Linked DNA regions of Homo sapiens: regions 2 and 3 are each linked to region 1. The links are chromatin contacts, found by Hi-C or POLR2A ChIA-PET in ENCODE. All regions are on one chromosome and are shown on one strand. Each heading gives the region's core, a stretch centred on a gene start or an enhancer-like site at or near the end of the contact. The rest is flanking DNA. Distances are from core to core; before and after follow the strand shown. Region 1 holds the start of RABGAP1L (RAB GTPase activating protein 1 like). Region 2 holds the start of RALGPS2 (Ral GEF with PH domain and SH3 binding motif 2). Region 3 holds the start of KIFAP3 (kinesin associated protein 3).

The links. A loop is a pair of places that touch in the nucleus more often than their neighbours do. ChIA-PET counts read pairs that join two places held with the same protein, here RNA polymerase II (POLR2A). Pooled maps may share reads with other maps.
Region 2: a loop to region 1 is called in a map of CD4-positive, alpha-beta T cell, with 13 times the contacts of the local background. The contact joins the promoter of RALGPS2 here to the promoter of RABGAP1L in region 1. A Hi-C loop is called at or near these places in 2 of 168 maps with a recorded cell type or tissue (CD4-positive, alpha-beta T cell and naive thymus-derived CD4-positive, alpha-beta T cell) and 10 of 50 pooled maps.
Region 3: a map of naive thymus-derived CD4-positive, alpha-beta T cell shows a loop between it and region 1 (20-fold over the local background). The contact joins the promoter of KIFAP3 here to the promoter of RABGAP1L in region 1. A Hi-C loop is called at or near these places in 1 of 168 maps with a recorded cell type or tissue (naive thymus-derived CD4-positive, alpha-beta T cell), 1 of 37 single-sample maps with no recorded cell type and 7 of 50 pooled maps. POLR2A ChIA-PET finds 5 or more read pairs at or near these places in 1 of 52 experiments (PC-9).

The regions. Positions count from the first base shown.
Region 1 is chr1:174,157,569-174,161,010 of GRCh38, reverse strand. It overlaps RABGAP1L (RAB GTPase activating protein 1 like), which reads right to left and starts at 1,491. Exons shown (of 26, transcript NM_001366446.1): 1 at 1,354-1,491. It overlaps RABGAP1L-DT (RABGAP1L divergent transcript), which reads left to right and starts at 1,724. Exons shown (of 4, transcript NR_121197.1): 1 at 1,724-1,847; 2 at 2,021-2,124. RefSeq lists silencers at 1,086-1,265, 1,386-1,785.
Region 2 is chr1:178,723,711-178,727,152 of GRCh38, reverse strand. It overlaps RALGPS2 (Ral GEF with PH domain and SH3 binding motif 2), which reads right to left and starts at 1,909. Exons shown (of 20, transcript NM_152663.5): 1 at 1,734-1,909. It overlaps RALGPS2-AS1 (RALGPS2 antisense RNA 1), which reads left to right and starts at 869. Exons shown (of 1, transcript NR_187252.1): 1 at 869-3,442. RefSeq lists silencers at 1,100-1,329, 1,530-1,649, 1,910-2,079, 1,981-2,135 and an enhancer at 970-1,559.
Region 3 is chr1:170,073,208-170,076,649 of GRCh38, reverse strand. It overlaps KIFAP3 (kinesin associated protein 3), which reads left to right and starts at 1,955. Exons shown (of 20, transcript NM_014970.4): 1 at 1,955-2,214. The coding sequence starts at 2,183. RefSeq lists enhancers at 1,727-2,026, 2,087-2,146.

The DNA of each region.
Region 1 (3,442 bases), core at 242-2,741:
ACTAGTCTTTCTCCTTAGAAATCTCATTGTCAATTTCATAAGGGACGCTCTACTGAGAAAATGAATCACAGGCCAGTTTTCTAGTACTAGGAGCTTGTGAACCAGTATTTTCCATGAACAAAATCCACTTCCAATGTGATCACAAAAAGCAAACTTCACATCCGTATCTTCTGACATCATAACTAATGGATATTCTACGGAAGATGCCAAATATAAACACTACTGTAAGAAAAGTCAGAAGGTTTTCATGAAACTGTGTTTTCAGAATTTTAACAAGCAACTACTTACCTCCCACTATGCACGAGGAAATTTAAATGTATTAAAAATCCCTAAACCCCTCCAGTGCCAAAAATAAAGGCCTTAAAATCATTTTCCAAACTGCGCTGAAATCTGTCAGGCAAGCAAAAGTTCTCCTTACCATTAGTGTAATAAGGCTGGCATTTCAGTTTACTTGCATGAAACCAATTTTGCAAGTGACCACCCAAGTTTTGGTACATATTCTAATATAACCCTATCTGAGAGATCCAAGGACCTGGACACACTGCCTAGTATCTGAAACCCGTCAGTTCAGCTCCCATGCACCCGGCCACCTCCCGCTAGCCGGTGGCCCCTTTCCACATGCTGACGCACTGCCCAGCCCTGTACCGTTGGCGACCAGTGCAAAGTACTAGCCCAGTCTCAGAAACTTTGACTCAGTTATCAGGACACTGAGCACTCACAAGGTGGGTGGGGGTTGGGGGGAGGTGTTTGTCATGGCTCAGGAGGTCAACTTTGAAGCGGGGCATTCCCTACAGGTAGGGATCTGCCCGGAACGCATCCCATCCCAAACTGCAAAACCACAAGCATCAACAGCAGGAGCCGAGCAAAGTGCTCGGCGGAGGAAGAGGAAGGGCGAGGGAGAGAAATGGTCGAGTACAGAAGCCTGCGTGTGGGTAAGAAAATACCCTAACCACTCGCCCACCGGACGCAGGGCGGCTGGGACTGCGAATCCAGCAGCAGCCACAGCGTAGCAGCGGGCGGCAGCCGCCGAGGCAGCAATGTCAGGAGGGCACAGCTGGAGGAGGCGGCCGCCAAAGCCACTACCCCACCCCCAGGTAAGGGCGCCGACCCCGCCCGCCCTATCCGCGAGGAGCGGCCACCTGGGAGAACTGCGGTGTCCGGGAGGCGGCCGACAGTCCTGAACCCGCCCCCTACCCTCCTTACCGCGGTCCTCCCGCATCCCAGTCCTCGGCTGGGGCCCCATCTCGACCCTCCCCAGGCTCAGCCCGACGCCAACACACCCAGGCAGCCTCGGCCCGCGGATCCGGGCCGCCGGGCCGCCCTCGTGTCCCTAGGAGGCCGTCCTCGCCTCACCTCTTCACGTCTCCGCGGGCGCTGCCGAGACAACAACTCCTTCAGGCGCCCGCGTTCCACCCTCCACCTCGCGCTCTGAAGCCGGGCCGGTCCCGTTCGCTCCGCCACCGCTGGAGCCCGAGGAGGGCGGAGGGAACTGAGAGGGGAGGGGAGAAGGGCCGCCTGGCAGGAAGAGGCGAGGGAGGGGGCGGGCCGAGAAGGAGGGGAGGAGGCGGTGGCGGCGGGTCGGAAGCGCGCTCGTCCAGGCCCCTCTGCGCGGCGTGCGCGCTCCTGATGTCGGAGGCGCCCACTCTGCCGGGCGGCGGCGGCGCACACGCGCGTGCACGTCGCTGCGTGGCCGCGGTTGCGCCGGGAGCGGAGGAGTGAGGTCCTGACAGAACCAGAGCTGTTAGAGCAGGGACGCGCGAAAGGCGGGAGTACGGGCGGCGCTGGAGAACCTCCGCGGCGGAGGGGCCTGGGGGTGGGACCGCGCCCGCGAGCCCGCCCTGACCGGGGTGCGTTCTACTGGCAGTTGCTGAGTTCGGAAGATTAACTCTGAATGTGGAGAGATTATTTTCTTGCTCGTAAACCTGGTTTACATATTTTCATTCTTAATGCTCAGTAATCTTAAGGAAAGTCACCTGAAAGAATACTTTTTCACCAAGTACTCTTCTGCGCCTGTTTGAAGGTGTCTGTGTGCTTGTGAAGCGCTCCCTTGTTAGTTCCTTCTGTGAGACTCGGGGGAGACTGAAGAGGGAAATCACCTGCGGGGAATGAACAGGAAAGCAATAAGTAAGCACCATTACGTATTATATGAAGAAAATGTGCCCTCATTTGCACCTTTTTATCCTTTGGGGTAAAAGATGTTGAGGTACAAACTAGGTAGAGGTAGAATAAACCAACGCTTTTTCGCTACGAAGATTGTACTGATCCTTGAATTGTGGACATCCTTCTTCTAGATCCTGCAACCAGAAATGACCTGTAAATTTTCCGAATCTCCTTAGCACTTTGTTCTGTAGTTTTGTGGCACCTAACATGTCAGGCTTATCCAGGTTGCCCTGTGCAGCATTTTATCCCACTAGACAACCGCTGTGAACCTGTATCATTCATTTGTATCTTACACTGTGCACCCTGCCTAACTCATAGGAAGCACTCAATGAATGTGATTGCATGGATAAGTGAATATAGTGTCCAGTGATTGCAGCCATAGAATGACTTTAGTTTAAATATCTCCCTTCTATCCCACTTCAATTCCCCTGCCCTCATTTTCCCACCCATATTTAAAAGCTACTCTGAGAAACGTGACATTTGTCCAAAGGGCCCTCCCTGACAAATTCCTTCCCCCCACACCCCCGCTTTTCCTGATGTTAATGTCTATAGATGCTGAGACATATCAAGAGTGTTGTAACTATTTTTTTGTTTCCCCTACCTTCTGGGCTGCTTCCCTTATTAACTTCTGTATCTCAGGAGCCTACCTAGCCCTGGGCCTGACAATAAATGCTGAAAGTTTTTATTATATTTAATAAAGTTAGGGTTAGAATAACATAAATCATCTGTTGATTTCCTGAGATGTACAGGAACTATTAATAAATCTGCCAACCAGTAAGTACTAAGCCTCTACTAAATAAAGTACTAGTAAATTTACACTGCGCGCCATGAGGAAATCAACAGTTGACAAAGCCGCAGTTTCTGCCTTCAGGTATCTTCTAACTGGAGTGAAGCTTTTTGACAAAAAAGGACAATGGATGTGGTAATTATGGGCATTCAATAGGTAACTTAGCTAAAAAAGAATTTAAAAAAAAAATGGCAAGTCCAAAACAAGTTTAGTGTTCCCCAAATTCAGTTCCATATGTCTTTGAAAGCAATAGTGGACACCACTGGCCACTGCGAGTTAATTCTTCTATTTAAGTGGAGCATGCTATCTTCATGTGCCAACTTGCTATAAGGAAAAGAAAAATCCTGTCCCATGGCCACATGTAACACCTCTCATCAACAGGGGTCATTCTTTAAAACTGAACTTTTCCTCACAGTACAACATAGATAAGAGACAAGTCATGAGAGAACCTAGATAAAAGACAATTAAGGTGATCTGATGCAAACTCATCCTTAC
Region 2 (3,442 bases), core at 660-3,159, 4.6 Mb before region 1:
TTAAAATAAATACACTGAAATTGTTTATCCCAAATGGCATTAATGCCCTTACATTTTGATATTTAGATCTGCCTCAAAAGACCTTTGAAGCTACATGATAAACTTCATGCCTACAAAGCTTGAGTTAGAGGTTATCTTTGTTAAAATAATACTGTTTGGATGCTCAGTTTTGGAAGTTTCCTCATAATTCTAAATTAAGATATTTAGCCGTAAGAGTAATACACTTATGTGTATGATTCTATAGCACTTGTTCTATAGCACTTGTACAAGCATAATGATCTTGAGTGGAACAGGCTTTATAATGAGCAAGCTATGATCTGTCTAACAGCGATACTCTGCAAACACGGGCTGAAAAGTTTCCTAAAATTCTGATGGTCATCTTCAAAGAAACTTGAACAGGAATCGATCTAATGGTGGACACAGAAAAATACCCAAGTCAACTCATGAACACTGGTAAGAAAAGGCTCTCTATAGCAACTAAAGTGTTGGGGAAAAAAAATCCAGGGAGCATAAACGATAAAGCTCAATTAACTGCTGCTTGTGTGATTCCACTTTATGGTCTTAAATACACAGTAGGCATTAGATATTTCTTTTGGGGTTTTTTTTTTTTAACAGAAATTTAGTATTTCAATTGCCCCTCCTCCACAGCTAACATCAGTGCCCTTTCTTCCTCCTCCCTTACCCCTCCCAACTCAAACAAATTAACATTTGTACTAGGTACCTCCTATCAGCTCGCAGCTTCTTCCCAAACACGCCCACGTACACTGAAACTGGCTTGCGTCTACACAACACACAGCTACAGGAAAAGAGCTTCGAGGGGGGAGCTGGGGCGGGGGGTTAATAATTCGCTCCGCACAGGTTTACGGCTATTTTCCAGAAACTAGTTCCTCGCTCGTGGCTCGCGTTTCTTCCAAATCACCTCAAAAGCACGGTGTTTATGAGCCTACCTAATCCGATACTGCAATGGAATTCCGGATATTTGCAGACAGATCTCCCGGCTTTGCAAGTGTTTGATGAGATACGTTCGGAATCTCCTTTTTTTTCTAGAGCCCGGTTCCAGGCCGTAGAGCAAGCCGACCTGGGGCTGCGGCCCCTGCCCCACACCCGGCCCGCGCGCCCGGCCCGAGGCCAGCACAGGACGCAGCCCCTCCGGGGCCGGGGCTGGCGGGGGCCGCTCGGGCTGCGGGCCGCTCTGCAACAGGTCACCCTGACCGCGACTCCGCGGGTTCGCGGGCGGCCAACTCTGCGGCCAGGCTTCTGGGCGCAGCCGCCAGGGCCAGGGGAGGGGGTGTGGCCCGGCTTCTGCTGGTCCTGGCTCCGAGGTCCGGGATCGGGCTCACCTGAAGGAAGACTGAGGCGCCGCTGGGCGCCAGAACAGAGCGGGCGGAGGCTGGGGGCTTCCGCCACCCAAGAGGGAGAGCGAGGCGGGTTCAAGGGGTCGCAGCGCCCCCGGCTTCAGGACGGCGCCCCCGAGCGGGGACCCCACGGCCGCTCCGACTCTGAGAACCCGCGGCCGAGGGAGGCGCGCCGCCCAGCGCCCTTCTCCCTCAGCCTCAGCCCCAGCTCCGCAGCCCCCTCCCTGCGCGCAGGGCGAGCAGCCCCGGGGCCCGCGGCCGGGAGAGCCACACTCCGCAGCGCCGCCGCCGCCATTCCCCGCGCCGCCCGGGGGGCGCCGCGTACCCACCCTCCCTCCCTCCCTCCCCCGCACCGCCCCGCGGCCTGAGCCCACCGACCTGTGCAGCCGCGGCCGTCGCCTCAGAGGACGGAAAGACGATGCCGGCCTCACGCTTCACCGCCACGGCCGCCGCCGCCTAGAGTAGCACTCGTCGACCCGAACAGTCACCGTCTCTCATTCAGCGCCCGCAGCAGCCGCCGCCGCCGCCGCCGCTGCCGCTCGGGGGAGGAGAGTGAGCTGGAACCACCCCGTCCGCGCCAGGGGTGGGGGACGAGAGCGGACCTGGCGGGGGCGCGCGCCAAGCGGGCGGGGCGGAGCCGCGCGCGCGCGCGCACCAACGGAGCGCGCTCGCGGGGGCTCTGAGAGCTGCAGCCGTCAGGGTCTTAACCTCGCGCTTCCCGCCCGCAGCTTTTCGGCCCCGCGGAGCCCAACTGCCGCCGGTGATCGGTGCCCGCAGCGCGCGCAGCCATCCGCAACCCCACCGCCCGGCGCCTGCTGAAAGGAGGGGCTCCCACCGGCCAAACAACGGGGGGGGGAAGGGGTAGGAGGATGGACAGGTGGGGCGTCCGCCACCGCCTGGCCACCCGCTCCCGGAACGCGGCCCTCTGTGAAATCCGCCGTGATGTCTGTGGCCTTCAGCGCCGGGCTCTTCACCTTTAAGGCCAGAGAACAAAGTCTGGAAGCACTTGGCCCCAAGATCAAATATCCAGCCCACGCCAGCGGTGTTTTTAGAAGTCACTGAGGACAAATGAGGGGGCTCCCAATGTGGAGAGTCACCCCACTGTCTTAGATAAGGTCATAAATTATGGTGATCAACATCCTCACACATTAAGATTCGGGAAGTGTTAGAAGTAGGCCTTTGTAAGATGTTACGCAGGGTACTACCCTTGACTTAAGGAGCAAATGACAGAAATTGGGCGGAAAGGTGTTGTTTCAGAGTCTACTAAATGGGTGGCCTACTTAAAGCTAGCACCATTTGATGCAGTGTGACTGTTAACGGAAGGTTTTAAGTGAGCCGCCTTTGTATCTGCTGTCATTAGACCATTTGGAAATGGATAATTATTTGATGATCTGCAGTTCTTTCTCTAGGCAATGTGCAGTAGAATGTGGAAAGAATACTATGTACCAGCATTAAGTGTAAAACATGAAAGGACCAATAATTCACTATTCCCATTTGGTTTCTTTCTTCCCTTTAATAACCGCTAAACAGAACTGATTAATCTTGAACGTTGAAGATTGCTAATTATTTCCTCCTTTGATTGCCTTCTGTCATAGCCCTTTTACTCTAGTTGGGGACGCTAGAATGCCCTTCAACCTCCTTCTCTCAAATAGGGTTACTTTAAAGCACCCCAACGCAAAGTTAAGTCAAAAAGAAAAACAGCGAGGATAGGCAACAAAGTTCGTAGTGTTTCATTTTTATTCCATTTTACTTTCAAAGAAAGTCTTGAATCATGACGAAATCACTAGAAGAAGTAGAGCAATCAAAAGAAGAAAAAAAGCGTTCCCCCCCACCCAATATTTCAAATGACAAGAGTCCAAAAAAGAAAAGAAAAAGGAAGATGATTGGTAAAAAGGAGGGAAGTGCATTATGTATACAGAAAGTTTTCGCATAGATGTTAGTTGCTTCAAGTCCCAAATAAACAACAACTAAATGAATTAGCACTTGGAGGAAAAACCCCTTCCAGTTATTGAGTTGGGTAAATGTTTAGTCTTCTTAAAGTGTTACTAAGAGATTAAGGAAAATGTCGTTGGCTATATGCCAACAAT
Region 3 (3,442 bases), core at 706-3,205, 4.1 Mb after region 1:
CCAAAAGCATTAGATTAAATCCTTCTTTCTTTTAATTACCAGCTTTCAGAGTAAAGATCTGATGCAGTAGTTGCCTCCAGTGGAAGTGGGGTTCTTTTTTCCCTGTTTTTCTATGTTGTTGAGTATCATTATGGATTTCTTTTTTTTATTTATTTAATGTCTTAAATCAATCCCAGTAATTCCATTTGATTCCCAAATTGCCTCAAATTCACCAGTGTCCTTTTTACATAATCTTATCTTCTTAGTCTCTGACTATGTCCTTACTGTCAAGCATAAAATGTTCCAGGCTCATCTTGTACTTTTCCTGCCACAGACAGACAGTTTATCTAGTTCAGTCCCAGTTTCAGCTATCTATTTATTGCTCTGGTTTCCAGCTCTCTCTTTCTTTCTGGCCTCTGGGCATTTTCTTTAGGTTTTTTTGTTGTTGTTGTTGCTATTGTTTTTTCAAGCTCAGGTTTGCATTTTTTCAACACCAAAATTTTTATTCAGTGACAACTATGGGCTGAATGCAAAAGTGAACGAAATAAGTTCTCTGAGCTCAAGGAGCTAACTTACATTCCAAAAATCCTTGTTATATTATCTATGCATTTTAATGTATATTTTGGTCTTCCAATTTTACGTATTGTGAAGATTTTAAAGTAATCTAGCCTGCTATATTACCATTAAAGGTGTTATAAATGATAATTTGTAAAATTTTACATTAGTTTGCAGAATTAATATTTAGAAAAACAAAAAATAGGAAGTCCAATGAGGAAGGAATTGCAGTACTCTAGGTATAAAGTGATTAGACTATTGGTAGAAGTAAGAATGTAGAAAAAAACTGGACTACCTGAATATCTTGAAGGAAGAAAAGATAGAATTTTGTAACACTTTAGTAAGAGGGCATGATACAGAGGAAGGAGTCAAAATTAGCTGCAAATTTTCTTCCCTTTCAGAATGAAAGAATGACTATAACATCTACAGAAATAGTGTAGCTGGTGTGAATGGGTGGGAAGATAAAAATATATTTTGTTGGGTAAGGACTGTATTTCTATATTTAATATACCATGCAGTGCCTTAACATGGTGTTTTACACATAACGGATAATCAATAATTGCATCAATGTACTACATTTGAAAAAAGCAGCAGAGCAACTACGTGCACGTCTCAAAGCAACTGGGAAAACAGGACTAGAAGACAGTGAATAAGTGACAAGATTATAGGTGAGCAGGGGGAGTAGAGGTGCTTTCTTTGCATCCCTAGAGCCTGGTTTGGTGTTTGGCACACAGCCAGCCCTCAATTCACATTTACCAAATAAATGAACCTATATCATTTGCATAGACATAATAGCTGAACCCATGGGAATAGATCTTAAACCAGAGAACATGCAGTTAAAAAAGAACCCTTCTTTCCTATGCCCTGCACTGCTAACAATTGCCTGCCTCAGAAGAAGCAATTCTAAACATACCTTGAGTTCAGGATAATTGGTGGAGTTGGAATTTCAGGAACTGTTTTTTGTTGCTGTTGTTTGTTTGTTTGTTTGTTTGTTTTGGTTGGGGGAGGTGTATTCTAGATTTAAGACATCAAAGTGACAGACTTGCCGCCTTCAAAGTTATATCCATTTTGTACAACGGTCAGATTATCTCCATAAGTTAGAGCTTGTAAGTGCAATCAGGGCCATTCAGGCCCCCAAATAGAAACCTCCCTTATTAGCTGGACTGCTGTATAGCATTCGCTAACTAAAAGGTTATCGGATTCCCCTCTCTCCTTTCAAGCTGACCTGACAGCCCTTTCTATTCCCATCCTCAAGGGGGCGGTGACTACGGAGCCACTCCTTATACACGGACGCTCAAAACTGCACCAAAACTTCCCTGCTCGGCTCCCCGGTGCGTCAAACTCTGAGGCCACCGCCTCAGACTGAGCCTGCGCATACAAGAGGTGCAGAGCAAGCGCATGCGTCGTGACGGCCCGGCTTAGGCGACTCTGGGCGGGTCTGGGCCGCTCCAGTGTTTTGGGGCACAGAAGCTGTGGGAGGAGCTGGAGGCTTCACCGTGGTAACCACAGCGCCGCTGCTGCCCCGCCTTGCAGGCCTCAGGACTGTCATCGCCTCTGGGTGTGAGGGTACTTTGGCCACCGTCCCCGGAAATAACCGCGCCTGCCTCTCAAGATACCCCATCCTCTCCACGCCGCTGCCGCTGCCGCCATGCAAGGGGAGGACGCCAGATACCTCAAAAGGTGACGACTCCCCAAGGCTCTGTCCTACCCTCCTTGCCAGGGCCCTGAAGATGTTCTTGGGTTGGCTGTGAGATGTCACTGGGCAACGCTAGTTTAGCAGACGGGATGGGAAGCAGGGAGAGAAGTCACCGAAAGGAGAGGGAAAAGGTGAAGTGGAGAAAAAAGGAGAGCTCTGGGGGGGTTTCAAAGTCCTTTGACCTGACTCGGCGGAGCCCTGACAGCATTGAAAGATGGTTTCTTCGCTACATCACCTTATTCCAGGGGGAGAGGGAGGTAGGGCAAGGTAAACCGCGTCTTTTGTTTTTTTTTTCGCCTCTTCCCAGACTCTCCATTTTCCCATAATAGATAAATCCCATGAGAGCCTGGGAATAAAGTCTGGTGCATCCGCCCTCAGGCCTCAGTTTGGGGTTCATTGCCATGGGCTTTTGAAATGATGAAGGGGAAAGAAGTGGTGGATTCTACTTTTTGGAAGGCTGAATTGAGATGTTGATTTCCAGTCTCTTTCTGCTTTCCGCATCCATGTCATCCATTTGACTCCCATGTATACAACATAATTTTTGTAGGACATTTAGTAATTATTAAGAGGTTTGTTCAGAAGTTTGATGACAATAAAATAGGCCATAATTTCTTTTAAATATAGTATCAGTTACTCAAAAAAATTGTAGTCTGTTGGGATTATTTGGGTGCTGGCAAATACTCAGATCATTCCTGATTTGGAAAAAAAAAAAGATACCTCCCACTGAACCAAGAGTAAGCAGTGATCCAATAGAAAAAAATTTTAATTCAGTACTGATTCAGTAAATACCCTGGAAAAGTCGCATGTATTCCTTTGGGCACGGTTTCCTCATCTGAAAATGGGACAGGCGTTACCTTCTGAGAGATACAAGGACGAAAGATGAAATACTTTTAAAAAATGAAACATGAATGTAAGGTGGTGGTATTATTTCAAGTCATAATACACTTGCAGTGAATATTTTTATTCTGGCTTGGCTGAGCTCTCATCATCACAGAAAGATCTTCCAAGTGTTAGTAGACTCATAGAAGGGATTCAAACAATTGTATAATAAATAAATCAACTCTATTGTCCTGGCAAGACAGGCATATATTGACTGTCTTTTTTATTTTATGTAAATATATCTGAAACTGGCAAATAGCCAGACTTTGTCAGTAAAAATTTTTAAATGAATATATAAGCCTACATCAGTGTTTATTTCCTCACTGAATTTTA